Regions from separate parts of the Mus musculus genome. Here all the other regions are linked to region 1. A link is a contact called in ENCODE Hi-C or POLR2A ChIA-PET data. All regions are on one chromosome and are shown on one strand. The core of a region is the stretch at or near the end of the contact, and the rest is flanking DNA. Distances in the headings are between cores, read along the strand shown.

Region 1 (3,251 bases), core at 694-3,193:
CAAAATCAGGGCTGAACACTGTTATAATGGAAATAAAGAGTCCAGATGGGGGCTTCCAGTTTCCCTACCATGCCTCTGGGGTGGAAGAAGAGCCCTTAGAGGTGGGGAAGCAGCCACTGAGCCACCACCCCTTCACATCTCTCATGTGGCTGGAGGATCTTCAAGTAGACACTAGCATCATCCCACAGCCAAGAAAACTGTGACCTGAAACCTGGCCAACCAAACCCACAGTGTGGCCGAGTCACCTAAGCCACTGTGCTCAGGGCAGGGAATACTACATTGATGGGAAGAGGGAGTAAGGGGGAGATGGGAGAGTGAGGCCTAGGCTGGCACTTCATCACACATGTCCACCACATACAGGCATACATATACACACCATTCACACCTGCACACATGCGTGAGAGACTCAGAGATGCAAAGACAGTGTTGGCAATAGAGACACCAAAAGACGCCGAGGGATTCCAACAGCTCCAAGTCCTTAGAGTGGCTGGGTAACCTCTCCCAGGAGTTGTCCATCACAAAGCAGCGCATGTGAGGAGCACAGTAACACCAAGAGGCCTGACACCCATGGAGGGAACAGTGGGACGGCCCCTCCTTATATAGCTTTGGGTTCCTGGCATCTAGTAAATCCGTGACATAAAATAAATGGATGAAGAATCCGCTAGTACTGCAAGCTATATGACTGCAGCACCTGTACCTTTGATGCCACCTATTTTTGCCATCCTACTTAGAGCTATCATGCCTGCATCTTAGAAGGACTGGCCTTGGGCTTGGAAAGGCTGAGGTGTCTTGCTCAGAAGCGAAGATCTTAGAAACCGGGAGCTCAGACCCCATTGCCCCTCAGTACCAGGCTCACGGCTGACATACAGAAACCATGGTTCTCGGGCAGGTATGTGCATTCAGCCTGTCACTCCTGACTACCATCAGCATGCCTCATCCATGGTTGTAGTCCTGGGTCTATAAGGAACATAGGCTGGTCACCAGGTGACCCAGCACCTACAATAGCCAAAAAGAACATAGCACTGGAATGTGTAGCTAGGGGCAAGTCACTGCCCCAGTGAGGGAGTTTTCCAGCAGTGATGCCAAAGCAGTGTTAACTGTTGGAAGAGCTTGTAAGTGCCCTGGAGAAAGCTTAGCCACCTAGTGAAAGACAGTGTTTTATTGTTTAGTCAATTCTGTCGTTCACATTTAAAAGCGAAACTTCTCCTTTAAAGGGCACCATTGTCTTTCCTCTGCTTGCGTGGCCAGGGCCAGAGCTCCCTGGAGATACTGCTTGGGGATTTAGTGTTCTAGAAATTCAGAGTCACAAGTGATGTAAGTTGTGTGTCACCTTTTTTCATGAACTTCTGAGTTGCTGGGTCACACCCAAAAAACTACCGGGCAGGCTCTTCTTTGGGCTTGCCTTTCCCTTCATTTCCTCATAAGTAGCTTTAACGCCATCTGCAAGTAGTTTCTTATTCCTAAGGGCTCATCACCATTGAGATTCATTGCTACCGCATGTAATCTAAGATCCACGCCATACTCAGGTCTCTAGTTGTGGCCCACGTCTTTTTATACCTGATTGCGTTTTGCTCTGTGTGGCGGGAGTGGCAATAGGATGCTGGGCATCCCCTGCAGGCGGGGTTCTGACCTTCAGTCCAGCAGTAGGGAAAGAGCTATAGTAGCCCAGGTCTGCCCGGCCCTGAGGGCTTCAAGCTCGGTGGGAGCCCAGCCCTCTCAGGTTACAGGCTCCATTTTCAGAGAAACGCCTCCAGATTGAGGAGTAGCCGGCCCGTCAGGCATGGCTAATTGAGCTCCGAGAGGAAAGCAGCTGCTAGCGGATTTACACTGTGGCTTCCGGGGCTGGCTGGCTGGTTTGCTAACCTGGAGTTTAGATTACGGCTAATCCTTGGGGGTGGCTTCCGGTGCTCCAGGCTGCGTCTGCGCATAAGATACTTCCGGCGGGGTCACGCCGCTCTACTGGTGGTACCTGCGTGTACGGAGCTTCCGGCGGGGCTCCACCGCGGGAGCTTCCTATTCTGGTCCCAGCCTTGGTTGGCAGCATGGCTTCTCTCCTGGCCAAGGATACCTATCTTCAGGACTTGGCCAAGAAGATCTGCGCGCAGCCTGGCCCTGAACGACAGAGGAGCACATGGGGTAAGGCATCCGGCTCGAGCAGCTTTTGGGAGCAGACGCCGTCAGTAAGGAGCCCGCTGTCCTAGGTCGGGGCCGGACCCCCCGCAAGGGATATGAGTTCGAGCGGGTGGGTACTCGCGGGGACAGCAAAAGCTTGAGCTCTGGGCCCTGAAGGAGTGGGAGGCAGTTAGGAAATTACCAGACTCGAACGGAAAGAAAATCGGGCTTGCTACTACAAGTGTGAAGAGTTTTCTTACTGGCGTGTGTGTTTTTCAGCCCTTGTCTGTGAATGTGTTTCTTGTGTTGAAAGAACGCACACTCCATTCTTGGCTGTTTAGTTTAAAGCGCTAACATTTCCTTATCTTTGGAAGTGGAAGCAAGTCTTAAATCATAAAATGTTAATTGCGTCTGGGCCTGGTTGGTAGGGAGGCTGAGGAGAAAGACCTCGAGGTCAAGACCCGCCTGCCTGTCAGGACTACAGGATGTGATCACCTCTGCATGAGCAACTTCAGGAAACTCTCCGAAAGTAAAAGGAGCGGGTGGAGATATGGCTCAGTGGTTAAGAGCACTTGCTACTTTTGCATAGGACCCAGATTTGGTTCCCAGCAGCTACATGGCAGCTGACACCAGCCCCTAATTCCAGTTCTAGGGACTCATTAACACTCTTCTGGCTCTCAGTGGCACCAGGGATGGTCTTGATGCACAGACATACTTACAAACAGCACTCATAAAAGTAAACGAGTCTGGGAGGCACAGGTGGGAGGTGGTCTGCAAGCCTTTTAACACCAGCACTTGGCAAACAAGCAAGAAAGATTACTGTGAATTCCAGATGGCCAGGACTGCATACTGAGACCCCTTTTATTTGTTTGCTTGTTTGGAGACAGGGTTTCTCAGTGTAGCCTTGGCTATCCTGGAACTTGCTCTGTAGACCAGGCTGGCCTTGAATTCAGATTCACCTGTTTCTGCCTCCCAGGTGTGCCACCACCGCCTGGCTTAAGATCATGTGTTAAAAACAAACAAACAAACGGAGCTGGAGAGAGGGTGCAATAGTTCTGTGTATCTACAGCTCTTAGGAGAGGACCAGATTGTTCCCATCAGCCACCCTCATTTATGGTGCACATGATTAAAATGTAATA
Region 2 (3,442 bases), core at 218-2,717, 270 kb after region 1:
GCCAGATCAAAGGACTCAGCCACACCTAGAGCAAAGGGCCAGGGCCAGGGCCAGGACAGCGGCTGGCCCAGGCTGGCCCAAGTGATGTAGAACTAGAAGCCGCTAGAAACCTGCAGGTCAGAGACCACTCCAGGCAGGCCCTCCCAAGCCACCTTGGCACAGGTGGCTCCCCTAGACTACCTTGGCTAAGCTTTGATGGTTTACCTGGCCTCTGTCTGACGCAGCTCTTCTCCAGGATCCCTGAGTCTTTGCTCACCCCGGGGCGGGACTCACCACAGTGGTACTCAAAAGCTCGCACAGATTTCTGCCACTCAGTGGGGAACAAGTTGGCAAGCCCTGGGCCCATAATTTTCGAGGCTGAACAGTCCAGCTCCAGAAAAGTCACATGGAAGGTGGGAAGGTCATTACAGGGATAGTAACTGCACAGCAAACTCCCTGCCCAGGAAACCCGGGCCAGGTGGCAGGTGCCCTAGTGTTTCCCACGCAGGAAACTGAGGCTTGGGGCAGGAAGGGCTCAGCCAGTGGCTCTCTCTGAACCAGCCCCACTGGGAACTGGCCCAAACCCCTCTCCTGCCACTCCTGGGTCCACACATTGCTGAGTCAGGGCCTAGCTTCAGGGCTAGGGGTATGGGTACACCCCATCTCCTGGCACAAGAAGGGTCCCCCATACACCTCAGGTCACGAACCCAACCTAGGCCTGAGCATGGATCACAGCACAAGCTACTGCCTCTGGAAGAGGGCAGACAAGGGCATCTGGGCCTGGAAGAGCTCTGCATCCAACAGGCTTCAGTCCTCATCCTTTATGTAAAACAGTCTAAGGGAGGCCAGGCCCCAGGACAAAGGCATCCTCCAGCATCCTCAGGACGGCCCTTCAGAGAGACCTTGGCTAGACTGGTGAGGGCTGGCTCCTTCCTGTAGGCTCTAAGGACCGTGGCAACCAGCGGCTGGAGCCCAGAGGCCTGACTCCATCACCTCAAAGCATGAGGGGAGGGGCCTCTTCTGCAGACAGGAGCTGGCCCTCCACTGGCCCAAGGTCACCACAGCCCCTGTTTCCAGCTGTCTCAAGAACTGGCCAGGGGCTGGCCAAGTTTGCTATTCCAGAATTTTTTTTTTAAGTTGCGAAGGTTAGAAAGGACTCCGGTGCACCCGCGTGCACCCATCGACCCTCGCCATCCCACGCCCTGCCCCTCCCCGTGTGGTAGCACCTGGCCGGCTGCGGCTTACCTGCAGGCCCTTGGAGAAGGGGCAGAGGAGCACTAGGTGCACCAAGCGCCGCAGCCGCCGCATGATGGGCTCCGGCCCCGGCTGCGGAACCCCGCGGCTGGCTCGGCCTCAGCCCCAGCCCGGCCAGGCCCGCAGCGGCCGCCGCTCGCTCTCCATGCGGGCCGCTCGTCCTCGGCTCGCGTTAAAGGCAAGGCGCGTGCCTTTCTGAGCAAGGACCGCGACGCACGCGCGGGGAGACGGCCTGGAGGAGGGGCGTGCACGCGCGGGAAGATGGACAGAGGGGCGTGCGCGCGCGTGTGGAGACAAACGGAAGGGGCGTGCACGCGCGTGGGAGGACTGGCGCGCGGCCCCGCGGCTAGTCTAGCTCTCCCGCTGGGGACCTACGCCACCCCCCACCCCCCCACCCCCAACCTCCCGAGAGCTCCGGGACCCGCTACGGCAACCCTGTGTGAGCATGAAACACCGGGGCAGGCTGGCGCTGAGGACCTGTAAGGTCCCCGCCTGCGCTTGCGCATTTCTTCCACCTTTTCAAGGGTAAAAGACGTTGATGGATCTGCCCCCATCCCTCCCCAGTATGCAGGTGAGGCTAGTCAGTCCTGAGGCCACCACCTCTGGCACCGAGAGTCTTCAGCCCTTGTTGCACCGGGGCATAGGGAAGGACCCACAGCCCACGCGGTCAGCAACTACTCCTGAGAACCAGTTTCTTCTGATTTCTGCCCATGGACAGACACGCCCCTCTCCTGTGACTCCCATTTAGGGTGATTAGGAAAGCAGCAGCTGACCTTAGTTAGAGGCTTATTGAACTTAGCAGACAATGGCCAGAATGCACCGTCCACCATGCGCATCAGCTGCCCTCAATCCTCACCCACACCTTTCTTAGGGGTTCTATAGCGATGTCATATGCATTCCCAGGGAATACGCCTTCCCCTGTGCCCCAGTGCTGTCCATATATATATGCCTTGCAAAATGATAAAAGACAGCTTTAGTTTAAGGATGTTAATTGCTTCGCAATTAGTGAACCAGGCCAACCTTCTCTTCATAAAAGTGGAGCGAGAGTCCCATGAGCCCAGCTGAAGGGTTTGGATTTATAAGCTAGAAAGGCTGAAGAGAACTAGAGCCAGGAGCAGGTCACAAAACAAATGGAAAATAGCATCAAGTCTGTGTCCCAGAAACCAAGAAGCAGAAGCAGAAAGACCAGCCTGGCCTATGTTTCAAATTCCAGACTAGCCAGAAGCCCAAAGGGAGACCCTGCCTCAAGGAAGGAAAGAAGGAAGGAAGGGAGAGAGGCTGGAAGAAAGGGATGGAAGGAGGGAGGAAGAGAGGAAAGAAGAAAGGAAAGAAAGGAGAGAGGGAGGGAAGGAGGGAGGGAGAAAAGAAGGAAGGAGAAAAAAGAAGGGAAACATGGGATTGTTTCATTATCGCACCAATTATAAACGAGCTGCTTAAGCAGTTTGACTATTTTATTATGTCTTCAATCTTGATTTTGCAGGTCAGATAAACAATGTAGTTTAAGTGTGGTGACGGGAAGGCTGAAAAAAATGACTCAGCAGCTGAAAGCACTTATTGTGAAAACATAAAGATTGAAATTCAAATTTCAGCATCCATGTAGCAGATCGAGCATCCTGCGCACACCTGTAACCCAGGTTACAGGTTGAGTGGAGCCGTTGTAGGATGGTTGCTAGGACTTGCTGGTTCACAGCCTAGCTGAGAAAGCAGCCTGAGGTTCAGGAAGAGACCCTGCCTCAAAGGAAAAGGTGGACAGTGATCGAAGAAAGCACCCAGCACCCACCTCTGCCTTCCATGTGCACACATGATGCACCTCCATTCCCCACGCATGACTCCCCTCCCCTCCCCGACACACACACACACACACACACACACACACACACACAAATAATCAAATCTTTTCATAAGAGAAAACATGAAGCTTGGTGTCACGGACTTGCGGAATGAGTAATTATTTTTATTTTTCAGTCTGGTCTTCTGGGAGTACAATGGCCATCTGTAAGGTCTATAACACATGTGTGTATACATGTTTGTGTGTGTATGCATATATGTGTGTGTGTGGAAGCCAAAGGTCTGTCAGGTTTTTACTCTCTCCACTTTACTTTTTATAAGATTTTGTTTTATTTTTGTTTTTAAGGTTTTTTTTAAAGATTTATTTATTTGTATGCACATCAATGTGTATGTGTTTGTGTGTGTGTGTGTGTGTGTGTGT
Region 3 (3,212 bases), core at 145-2,644, 410 kb after region 1:
GGTTTGGTGAAGCTGAGAGTTTTGAGGTTTCCCTTGCAGTCAGTGGCAGGGGCTTCCCAATTCTGGGTCCCTCACTAAGAACCCTGCCCCCTTCCTAGGAGTTTTGTTTCAGCCAAACTCCCCTATTGTGTGTGCCTTTGCCCTCCCGCGTCCCCTCCCCCCCCAACCCCGAGATCAGATAACCAAAGAGATGAGGCAGTTTGGGATACAGGAAACTTCTCACATTCCCAGGGAGCCTCTGCTACTCTGTCTTGCCTGTGACTGTTCTCTGAACCAAGGCTGTTCCACTGTGGGTGTCAGGAATTAAGCACTACAGAATCTGGAATGTATATGCAGAGCCTGCTAAGCCTCTGTCTTCCCATCTGTAAAATGGGCCTAGCCCACCTCCAGGACTGTAGTAAGAGTCTAGTGAGGTGAAGCTTCTGGCATCCAAGGGCCCAGTTTAGCCAGGTAGGAGCATGTCTTCTCTTTTGAACTTTGATGGGCGGGGGTGGGGGGGTGGGGTGGGGGGGAGCAGGGGGGACAGAGTCGTCTCTGGATAGCTCCCTCTCACCATCTTCACATTTATTTGGGGGAAGCAGCGATGGACAGGTGCTTTGTTGTAGATCTCAGTTTGGGGCCTCTGGCTTCATCTCTCTCTGGACAAAGCTTTTCCCTCTGCTTAGTGGGAGCAGCTTCAGGGCCAGGGCTAAGTTCCAGAGTGGCCTGCCGTTGTCCACTGTGGCTATTTCTAGCCTTCCTTGGTACTGCTGCACACACAGAGGTTTGTCCGCATGAGTCCCAGGGACCACTCAGAGTGGCTGGCAGGCATTGTGGAGTGGAATGTGGGAAGACACATTCCCAGCCTTGTTTGCAGCTTGGGACTGTCTGTGTTTTGGGATGATCAAGCAGGAAACTGTCCCTAGTGGAGGCAGGAGCTTAAGCAGGTGTTTTTCACACCCTAGCAGTGACCCCTGCTTCCTGGTGACCCTAGTTTGCTGGATGGTGCTTTCACCAATGGTGGAAGGGGCACACTGGGTGGAGTCTCCCACCCCTGCTCCCGTGGGTCACCACTTCCCACAGACCAACTTCAGGAAATTGTTTAATGCCACCCCCACCCCCAGGAGCCTTTTTGCCCCCCTCAGAGGGGCCTTCACCGGCAGCAGCCTGGAGGGGAGTATTGTTTTCCCTATAGTGGGAAAAGGTGGCTTCCCTAGAGGGCAGGTTCCAACTTCAACTGTCTCCCACACAAAGGGCTTCCCTGAGCCAGGCCAGGAAGCCTGCGCTTTTCCTGAGCTTCCTTTTTCAGCGTATTTTAAACCACCCAAGGATGCAACTGTGGGGAAAGATTTGAAGACAAAAGAGCTGAGTGTGCTGGGAGTGGTTCTTTGAGCTGGAAAGCTGGACACTGGCTTCAATCCTGGCCAGCCCTGCAGCCACCTGTCCACATGCTACACCTGCCCTAGTGTGACCCATGTTCCTCCTCTGACCACTGCTTTCCCAGTCTGACCAGCAGTTGATGTTTGGTCCAGGGGTGTCTACTTTCCACAGTGCTGGCTGTCTTCTCAGCTTCCTGCCGCTGTGGGAGCCAGGGTCCCTAAGGCTGGGAGGAGAATACAGTTCGGTTATTCCTGCCTGCCTTCCCTGCTGGCGCAGGTGAGGCACTGATGCTGGCTGTAAGCAGCAGTGTTGCTGTGCCCTCTAGGAACGATGCTGGCAGATACCCACGTGCTTGTGCACATCTATCCACAGTGAGGCAGGAAACTGGGTTGAAGAGGGCTATTCTCACCCAATGTTCTAAATGACCTTCAGGCAAGTGTTTGGATCCAGGCAGGTTTAGTAGGAGAGCGAGGCACTTGATGCTCTTTGCCTTGAGTTGTGTGGGGAAGAGCAGGGATGGAACTGTAGTCTGTAGGGGTCCCCTGTCTCTTGGGCTTGAATCAACTGTTCTGAACCAGGGAGGATACCAGGGAGTCACTCAGCCTGCTGTAAGCACCTTCCTTCATCGAGGCACCAGAATTTAGGGGGCTTGGGCTAGTCTCTGCTCAGGTTCCAGGGCCAAGGTCCCAGAACCTCTCTCCTGCCCCCCTCCCCAAGCCTTTGCCCTGGATGGGGCTGGGTTTGTTGACCCTGTGAAAATCCTACAAGGTGGGCTTTGAGTGAGAGGTAGCCCTGGTTTTGGACCCATTGTGTGAAGGTTGGGTGGCAGGCAGCAAGCTTTACTGTATTTTTACTGAAAAGAACAAAATCAGGCTGGGGTAGGGATCTGCATGGAACCATCCCTTGGGTACAAGAGAATGGTCACCACTTGTTGAGTGGGAGCTTGCAGAACAAGGGCTTCAGCTATACTTGGGTGGCTGCAGACACAGGTAGAGCAGACTAAAGAAGGCAAGGGGCTCCCTCCACCACCATCACTCTCAGTGGTGCTGGGGACCTGAGGTATGCAGTCATGCACTGAGCCACCCTCTGCCTCTGGGCCCTAGGAGCTCAGATGCCTCAGTGCAGGCCCCTGGTCCCAGAGAAGAATAAGCAAGAGCCTTGATGCTCAGATAGGGGCCTGTGGTGCCTCCAGTCCTCAGATGGGGGCTTTAACCTGTGCAATGAGTCCATTTCTTGAGGGAGGGACTGTACTTTTGTGACTCAAACCTAGCCATGCTCAGAGTGAGAGTCCCTCAGCACCTTGCATCTGCTGGTGCCTGCTGCAAGGGCCTCTCTTCAACATCCCCCCTCGAGACAGACAGGCAGGCAGACAGACAGGCACACTCACAGAGAGAGAGAGAGAGAGATCTTTCTTGCAAAACTGAGGTGCCAAACTGAGAGTTCCATCTCACCATGTAGCAGTTAAAGCAGTGGAGCTGGGAGGGTCCTACAAGACGTGTCCCTTCTGAAAGTGCTTTCTCTCACAAGGTCTTCTGGCCCCTGGGTTCTGGGAAGCCAATGAAGGGGCTCCAGTGTTGACAACCCACCCTACCCCCTCCTCACCCCAGCTATCTCAAGTTTAGTAAACCTACTCCTTTCCCCAGCCCTACTTGGCCATAAACCCACCAAGGGCAGGAGCTAAAGAACTCCCACTACAGTCCCTCTGCCCCCTCCTCATTTTGGGGTGGAAGGAGCTGTCATCTGTCCCCTGGAGGTGGCAGATGGCCATGTAGTTTAGAAAGGAAAACAGCACTTTAGAATTAGTCCCGGGTGAGAGGCCACAGCAACATCTGCCTCTGGATGCTTTGGGGAGT

What was found. A loop is a pair of places that touch in the nucleus more often than their neighbours do. ChIA-PET counts read pairs that join two places held with the same protein, here RNA polymerase II (POLR2A).
Region 2: POLR2A ChIA-PET joins it to region 1 with 11 read pairs in Patski. The contact joins the promoter of Dipk1b here to the promoter of Surf6 in region 1. POLR2A ChIA-PET finds 5 or more read pairs at or near these places in 4 of 5 experiments (Patski and embryonic stem cell).
Region 3: a loop to region 1 is called in a map of T-helper 1 cell, with 2.9 times the contacts of the local background. The contact joins the enhancer-like site here to the promoter of Surf6 in region 1. A Hi-C loop is called at or near these places in 3 of 37 maps with a recorded cell type or tissue (T-helper 1 cell, T-helper 17 cell and regulatory T cell). POLR2A ChIA-PET finds 5 or more read pairs at or near these places in 2 of 5 experiments (both embryonic stem cell).

What each region holds. Positions count from the first base shown.
Region 1 is chr2:26,901,579-26,904,829 of GRCm38, reverse strand. It overlaps Surf6 (surfeit gene 6), which reads left to right and starts at 1,943. Exons shown (of 5, transcript NM_009298.4): 1 at 1,943-2,136. The coding sequence starts at 2,043.
Region 2 is chr2:26,626,482-26,629,923 of GRCm38, reverse strand. Dipk1b (divergent protein kinase domain 1B) reads right to left here and starts at 1,467. Exons shown (of 5, transcript NM_019833.3): 1 at 1,225-1,467. The coding sequence starts at 1,287.
Region 3 is chr2:26,488,938-26,492,149 of GRCm38, reverse strand. The region is part of intron 2 of Notch1 (notch 1); the gene reads left to right. Among named protein-coding and RNA genes, the nearest start is that of Notch1, 13 kb to the left of the region's middle. Within about 2 kb of position 1,394, at least 1 of the 3 ENCODE cell types and tissues checked has a DNase peak (open chromatin) inside an H3K27ac peak, as active enhancers do.